Linked DNA regions of Mus musculus: all the other regions are linked to region 3. A link is a loop called in an ENCODE intact Hi-C map of the cell type or tissue named here. Cell type or tissue: heart. All regions are shown on one strand.

Region 1 (2,500 bases), 220 kb before region 3:
GAACAGTCAATGCTCACCATCTCACCAGCCCTACTGTAGATTTCTTGTGGAAGATATTAGTGTCTCTCTCAAATCTATGCCCTTCTTTAGTAGTAACAATAGCATCAATAACTGATTGTTTCTCATGTACTCTGAGCCACACATGTTAAGGGCTTATAATATTTATCTTTTGTAACCCTTACAATTTTAGAGGCATTCTTTTAAAAAATTGATTTATTTTATAACGTATGAGTGTTTTGCTTGCATGTATGTGTGGTGCCCTCAGAATTCCGAAGAGGGGGTTGGATTTCCTGTACCTGTAGTGACAGATGGCTGTGAATCACCATTAGTTACCAGGAATTGGACACAGGTCTGGCACAAGAAGAAGAAATGCTCTTAATCACTGAGCCATCTCTCCAGCCCAATAAAAATAAAGGTTAACAAAACCCCTCAGGTCCTAAACTTGCCAGACAAGCTTTCTATAGACTATGACATCACTCAGCACCCACCCACTTAGGATAGAATCTTACTAAGTAGCTTAGGCTGGCCTTGAGATCTTTCTGTCTCAGTGTTCCGGGTGCAAAAAAAAAAAAAAAAAAAAAAAAACCAAAAACCAAAAACCAAAAAACAGGTCTGTGCCCCATCGTGTCCATTGCTCTCTTTCTTAGGGGAAGAAAGTGCAGGGGTTCAGAGGGTAGTTTAGACTGATTTAACTTCATGACAGTCCTCCCACCCCCACATCCACAAGTGCCGAGATTACAGGCCTGAGACACTATGCCTGGCTGAATTTTTTTTTTCTCCTTTGTCTTTGCTTGAGAAAGAGACTCAGTATAGTCCTGTCTGGCCTGGAACTTGCTGGGTAGACCAGGCTGGCTTTGAACTTGCAGTGATCCTCCTGCCTCTGCCTCCTGGATTCTGGGGTTACAAGAACCTGTACCTGGTCACTTTTTTTTTCTTTCTCTTAAACGGGGCCCTAAACAAGCTGCCTACCCTACAGTCTGGACTTTGCCTAACTGGTCAGTCGTCCAGCCTAGCTCGTCTCGCCTCTTGCTGTGTCTCTAGTGTTGTGGTGCTGGACGACGTCCAGACTTAAAGCCTCTTCCTTGTCAACCGTGCATGTGCTGTCTGTCACTGAGCTAAAGTCACTAAGGGCACTTAGGGAGGAGCTAAGGAATAGGATAATGTCCTTTATTTGTTGACTCTTAGCGAGTTGTGTGACCTGGCTATGCAACCCAAGACAGATTGCCTGAAAGCCCCCTTCCCATAACCCCTACTTATAAATGAGATGCTGGCCGGCACTAACCCTGGAGCGTCTTGAGACGGCTCAACTCAGTGCCTCGGCCCCCTCAGCTCTATAACACTAGGTGGCGCCAAACACCACCTTTCCTTCTACCTGGATTTTTTTTTTTTTTAAAGCGTGGGTGATCATCTCAGGTCTTTCCCAACTGTGGTCAAATCTTTCCCGCTCCCCAGCAAATTAAGGTGGTGTGTTCAAGTCCTGCTCAGGCTGCTTAGGGCCTGTGTTCACGAGCAGGTCACGCGCCCCATTTTATTCCTCTCTAAAGCAAGGGAAGAGGGGACAAGGCGCTAGGCATCTCCCAACACCCAGGACTCTTCCTTGGGCAGAGATTCTCTTGGCCGGATTGACAGCGGCCACACATGGCAACAAAACCAGAGGAACCAGAGCGGTGGGGCCTTTCAGAATTCTTAAGCGTTCGGTGGCAGGGTTACAGATACACTAACATAATTTGTCTGGGGACACCCCCATTCTCTTATTCACCCCCCCCCCCATTCCAACCCTAACCTGGGACAAAGAACACTTACATTTTTCTCTATTTATGTCAACTCCCACCTACTCATTCTAGAGATTTGTCCCATGTTCCCAATGTGTCCTTCTGAGATAATTGACCCCATACCCACCACCAAGCCTCCTTCTATGAATGACTGCCACACCCCCCATATACCATGAATGGTCCCACTCCCCAGCCATCCCCAAATCTGTCTTTGTGTGCCTGGACCTGGCATCCGAGAACTTCAATACCTTGGTCTCATGGCTCCTTCGGTTTGAAAGCTATGCCAGCCCGTGTGTTTTGCTCCTGGAACGCATATTTTTACTATTTTCCTATCTTTGAGTCTTTACCCAGGCTCCTCCTCCATATGGAATGTACTTTTCCAACCCTATGTAGTAAATTCATCCTACAAAATCTAGCTGGAAGGTTACCTCCTCCAGAAAACATTCTTCATGCTGCCAATGGAGCCATGTTGCCTTCCCAGCTCTGAGTACACATTAGTTCAGGGTGGTCCTCATAGGAGCCGTGGTGAATCACAGCAGGGGTGTGCCCCCCCCCACACACACATTCCCCCTTAGAGAGTAACATACAAATGCTTTCTCTTCCAGTGGCTCCAGTGGGAAAGAGAGACAGGGTGTGAGAGCCGTTGCATCATCTGATTGACGAAGAAACAGGCTATGATTCCTGCGAGAAGCAGAGGCAGGATTCAGACTGCGGCTGATTAGGGCTGC
Region 2 (2,500 bases), 240 kb before region 3:
ATATATATATATATAGAGAGAGAGAGAGAGAGAGAGAGAGAGAGAAACAGAGCCTAAATATTCTGATTAATAAGAAAACTATTGGGGTGCTGATGAAGGGAGAGAGTGCCATCTCAGCCAGAATGGACATTTGACCTGTGCCTGAGAGATTTTGTTTATTTCCAATGTAAGTCATTGATTTGGTTATCAGTGATGTAGGAGAAAGCTGATACATTAAAACAACACATTGCAGGGAACTGTCAACATTCACGATTATGTTTGAGCAATAGAAAGTCTACAGTAGCTCTATTTTGTAAAACCATTGCTCTTAATTTTCCAATTTCCAGATTAAAATATCTCTGCTGTAGTATTCACAGCAGGCTATATTAGAAATCTCTTTTTGCAGCCCCCAAAGGAATCCAGGGACAGGTAATAAAACGGCAGCTGTGAATGCTAGTGTGGCGGGGTCTAGGAGATGTAAGGAGTTATGGTGTTCAGGGAGAGACCTTGAAATCCTATCAAGAGACTCTAGTGCTTATTAGATAAAATACACGCATCCTATCCCATACATGCCCTTATACCCCCAGGAGGGCAAATTGAGTGTTATTCCCACAGAAATGGGTTACCCAGGCCAAGGGGGGGCTATGTAACCAAGCAGGAGTCACACTTTGTTAAGGAGACACATTGTTATACATTGTTACTAAGACTCCATTCCTTATAAGAACAAGTCTCTGTTTCCTAAACCACCCCAAGGGTAATCGTTTTTTTCCCTTGAGGAGTGCAGGATTGGAAGTAGTGTTGCTGTGGGGAGGGACATAAGTACAAGCAAAACATGGGCAATGAAGGAAAAAGGCATTATTTACCAGAATATCCTTATAACCTCAGAAATGTTTGTGAGGGCACTTCCCATTGAGTCCCCTATTAAGTTGGTATAATATTTATATGTGATCCCTGTTCCATATAAGTTTTTTCCTAGTCCAGGAATTAAAGAATCCCCTGACACAAAAGGAACTTGTCTGTCTGCTGTTTGACACTAGATGGAGCCAAAGATTGGTATTGAATCTATTAGCTACCGACAATGATATTTTAGGTTATGTTAATTTCCAATGGAAGCACCTAAGGAGTCCCGTTTTCCTCTTACCATTGTAATACATTTGTAATTTCCATTGTCAGAATTTGTAAAGATTATTTAGTTACACTGAAGTCCACATTGTTACTTTGGGACTGGTCGGTCAAATTAATTCATCTCAACTGCCCTATTCATTTGGATAGAAATGTTTATTTTCCTTCAGCCAAATAATGGGGCCTGGTGGGTGGGAACAGTCTCTGGCCTTACAAAGCAATGTTAAAGTATTTCCTATGACAGATGTACCTTCTATTCCCCCGGTAAAAACGCAATCAGGATCAGATCTTAAGGCAAGTTGGAGCATTATTGTTAACTAGAGAGCAATCATAGTAAATGATCTTAAATTCTAGAAATCTTAACTTTTAAGGGACCATGCTCAGTCACAGTCCATTACTTCTTTTTTTTTTAATTATTTACTTATTTTATGTATGTAAGTACACTGTAGCTACAAAATCCTTACAAGGACTCAAAGATTAGAACAGGGCAATCTGATCACAGTCCAGCCCGTACCCAAGGGACCATAGGGACTGGTCTTCCATGGACTACGTCATATGGGACAAACTTTTCTGAATAAGGAGCTTAGTAGACCCTGGGTAGGGCATGAGGCAAGAGACTAGCCCAGTTACCCCCAGTCTCTAGAGTTAGGTGTAGTTAAAATCCCCTTTGAAGTCCTATTCATCTTTTCTACCTTACCTGAATTTTGAGGTGAAACAGGTTCACAAAGTTCCTGATCTACATTAAGAGTCTTAAAGTGTTATTGAGACAACACAGCTGTGAAGGCCAGGCCATTGTCAGACCTCAAAAACAGAGGGAGGCCAAACCTGGGCATTATCTCTTACAAATTTCTTGGCTACTACCTAGGCCATTTCTGTCTGGGACATAAAAGCCTCTACCCAGCCAGTGATGATATCAATAAGGACCAGCAGGTACTTGTATCCATATAGTCCTGGCTTGACTTCTGTGAAATCTAATTCCCAAATTCACCAGGTACCATACCTTAACTCCATTGTCCTGGGGTGGGGGTGGGGGGTAAGAATATCCTTTTTTGTGTTTACCCAAGTGGTCAAGCAACGATCTGAAATGCTTTGAAGTATTTCTTTCAGTCTGGCAAGATCCACCATCCACACAGTTTTCCTTGGACCCCCAAATCAGAATATGGCTTGACTTTTCCTTGATCATACTTAGGGACATCTTCATTGAAGCTAAGTGGTGGTCAGGAACTGTAGGATGTTTTGGGGACTGGGTTCCCCAAGTACAGCCTCTGAACAACTTGGTCTGAATAGTTGTTACTTTGAGTTTGGGGCTTTTGTCTTGTTGGTGTCCTGGCCAGTGTATTATGGCCAGTTCGGTGGCAGCCAGATGGCCTCCACCAATGGGAGGATTCATGTTTATTTT
Region 3 (2,500 bases):
TGCCTGGGACCTGTGGAGATCCTTTGGAACAGCAGTTGCAGATGGTTGTGAGCCACCATATGGATGCTGGGACTGCAAGAGCAGTAAGTACTCTTAACCGCTTATGCACCTCTCCAGACCCAGGCTAGGTACCTTGAAGATGGTTTTTGTCTCGGGCATCCTTAGCTCTTCCTCTGTGAGGACATAATCAGCTCCTAGATCCTTCAGTCTGTCAGTTAGCTTCTTGATGTCGGGTCTGGAAACCAAACACAATCAGGTCACACTGGCTAACTAGCCTCCCTCAAGCTCCCAGAACCCCTTTGCCACAGCCCTGAGAACACATTCCTGTTTTGAGAACAGGGATAGAGAGAGATTAAGCCAGACCTCAAGCAGGAGCTGTCCACATAATTCAGTCATGCTCTACCAGCTCTTGCCTCCTTTCCTCCCCGGACAGAGCCAGGCTGGGAGATAGTCTGACAACCTATGAGTGCACACACCCTAGAGCCATCTGTGCCCGGGGAAGAGCCATCCTACTTCCTCCTTCTACTCAGACACCACTTTCTTTCCTCTTGCTCTCCAGGGCACTTGAGGGTATCATGCAAACACACTCTGGGGCAGAGCGGTCCTGGACTCTCTGGTCCAGGCACGCAGAATCACTTTTTCATCACCACTGCAGAGGCAGGGGCAGGAGTAAGTACAACCCTCGTAAGAAAGGTCTCAAGTGACTGCCACACGGGAGCACACTGAGGTTTAAAGGGACTGGAGGGGACAATGGAAAGAAGGTAAGTCTGTTACTGACTTGCCGTGTCTTCCTGAGCAAGCTGCTTCCTCTCTTGGAAACTTGAGCTTCCTCATCTGTAAAAGAGAGACCACAAGCCTGCCCCACCTCCTTCACAGCTGTGCTTGGTGTACACATGCAACCGACAGGGCTAGAGTTCATACAACAGTACAAACCAGGGACCCTAAGACAAGTCTCCAACACTCCTGACTGTTCAGTAAGGACCATCACTGCCTCTTTTTGTCATCTCTGTGTCAGACTTTCACAGGGACTTCTTTTGCCCTGCGGAATGCTTGCAAGTCAGCAGCCAGCCACTCATGCTTACACATGTGCGCCATCTGGTGGAGATGTAGGAGTGCGCAGGGACATGAGGATTAGGCCTCCCAGTACCTGTCTCGGACAACGTTGATGGTCTTTAGGCGAAGGGCTGAGGCGATCTGAATGACTGCTTGGCCCACTCCACTGTTGGATGCATTCTGGATGACAGAGTCCCCTGTGGAAGACACTAGGTCAAGCCCTGCAAACTTGGGTTGAGGGCTCCCAGCCTGGGATCCTAGTGTGGATGCAGGACCTAGCAACGGCATTTCCTTATACGGTGAACTATCACTCAGTTATCAACACACTTTCCACACCTATAATGCGTCACGGGATTTGGACACTCTGTCCATGTTTCAGATACTGCTTTGTAACTGACCTTCATCTTCCCAATTTTTATGTCCTCTGTCCATCCATCCATCCATCCATCTATCCATCCATCCATCCAGGAGCACATTATTTCTTTCTACTATATAGGCTCAGGGATTGAATTCAAGTTGTCAAGTCTCAGTGGCAAGCACCTTTGCACGCTGAGTCATCTCACTGACCCATGCTGAGGCCGAGTCTCTGGTTTGAAATGGTTTTCTGGTTCTCTTCCTTTTTAAGTTCAGCTCAAGTGTGGCTTCCTTCATGAAGCTCTCCAAGGTTCCTTCTTGTTTGTTCCCAGAGGACTCTGGTATCTCATCAATGCTCAGGCTGTAACCATGTTCTACACTAAGCTGTGTTCATATTTATCAATACCTTCAGTCCTGAGGGAGGACCATCCCTTACTCCCTTGTGTATTATTTAATGACGGTGCATTTGAAATGGATGAGAGCCATATGAGAGAAATGGGAAGCTCCTGGGCCCTACAGAATGTTTGCTTTTGCTTTGTGGTGCTGGGGATAGAACCTAGGGACTTGAGCATGCCAGGCAAGTACTCTGTCACTGAGCTATATCCTCACCCCTACAATGGGAGAGCAATGTGGTGCCCTAGGGAAGTGTGGGCTCTGGCACACAGTGGAGCTGGGTGTGCATCCTGCTTTACCAATGACTGTAACTAAACAGCTACATCATGTCCTCTTAAAACTTCAATTTTAAAAAACAGGAGGCCTGCCGGACAGTGGTGGTACATACCTTTTACCCCAGCACTTGGGAGGCAGAGGCAGGCAGATTTCTGAGTTTGAGGCCAGCTTGGTCTACAGAGTGAGTTCCAGGACAGCCAGGGCTACACAGAGAAAACCCTGTCTCAAAAAAAAACAAACAAAAAAAACCCCAAAAAAACCAGGAAGCCTGGGAGCACCTTTCAGAGCATCTCCCATTGAAACCAAATTAGTAGGAAGATGCTCTGTTGACTGGGAAAGTGTCTGGTTTTGAAAGTCAGCAGCAGTCAGTGCAGAATGAGCTATAGCTAGTGGCAGACTCCTAGGTCAAAGATGCTCATTTACC

Evidence for each region. Hi-C counts contacts between places; a loop is a spot of excess contacts. Peaks named below come from ENCODE experiments on the same cell type or tissue, not always from the same donor. Only the 100,000 strongest peaks of a DNase experiment are listed, where the experiment ranks them.
Region 1: it touches region 3 in a loop (6-fold over the local background); 17 of 42 quality-filtered maps call a loop at or near these places.
Region 2: it touches region 3 in a loop (6-fold over the local background); 2 of 42 quality-filtered maps call a loop at or near these places.

Annotation. Positions count from the first base shown.
Region 1 is chr4:132,078,624-132,081,123 of GRCm38, reverse strand. No RefSeq gene overlaps it. Among named protein-coding and RNA genes, the nearest start is that of Epb41, 7.8 kb to the right of the region's middle. RefSeq lists an enhancer at 1,897-2,500. In heart, a CTCF peak has its summit at 1,328 (motif pointing right); a DNase peak (open chromatin) is centred at 1,363; H3K4me3 peaks cover 565 bases; H3K27ac peaks cover 586 bases.
Region 2 is chr4:132,099,873-132,102,372 of GRCm38, reverse strand. No RefSeq gene overlaps it. Among named protein-coding and RNA genes, the nearest start is that of n-TAcgc3, 24 kb to the left of the region's middle. In heart, a CTCF peak has its summit at 1,015 (motif pointing right); no DNase peak of the experiment used is centred here.
Region 3 is chr4:131,859,511-131,862,010 of GRCm38, reverse strand. It overlaps Mecr (mitochondrial trans-2-enoyl-CoA reductase), which reads right to left. Exons shown (of 10, transcript NM_025297.2): 5 at 1,148-1,250; 6 at 133-235. Among named protein-coding and RNA genes, the nearest start is that of Srsf4, 13 kb to the left of the region's middle. In heart, no CTCF peak of the experiment used is centred here; DNase peaks (open chromatin) are centred at 500 and 1,090.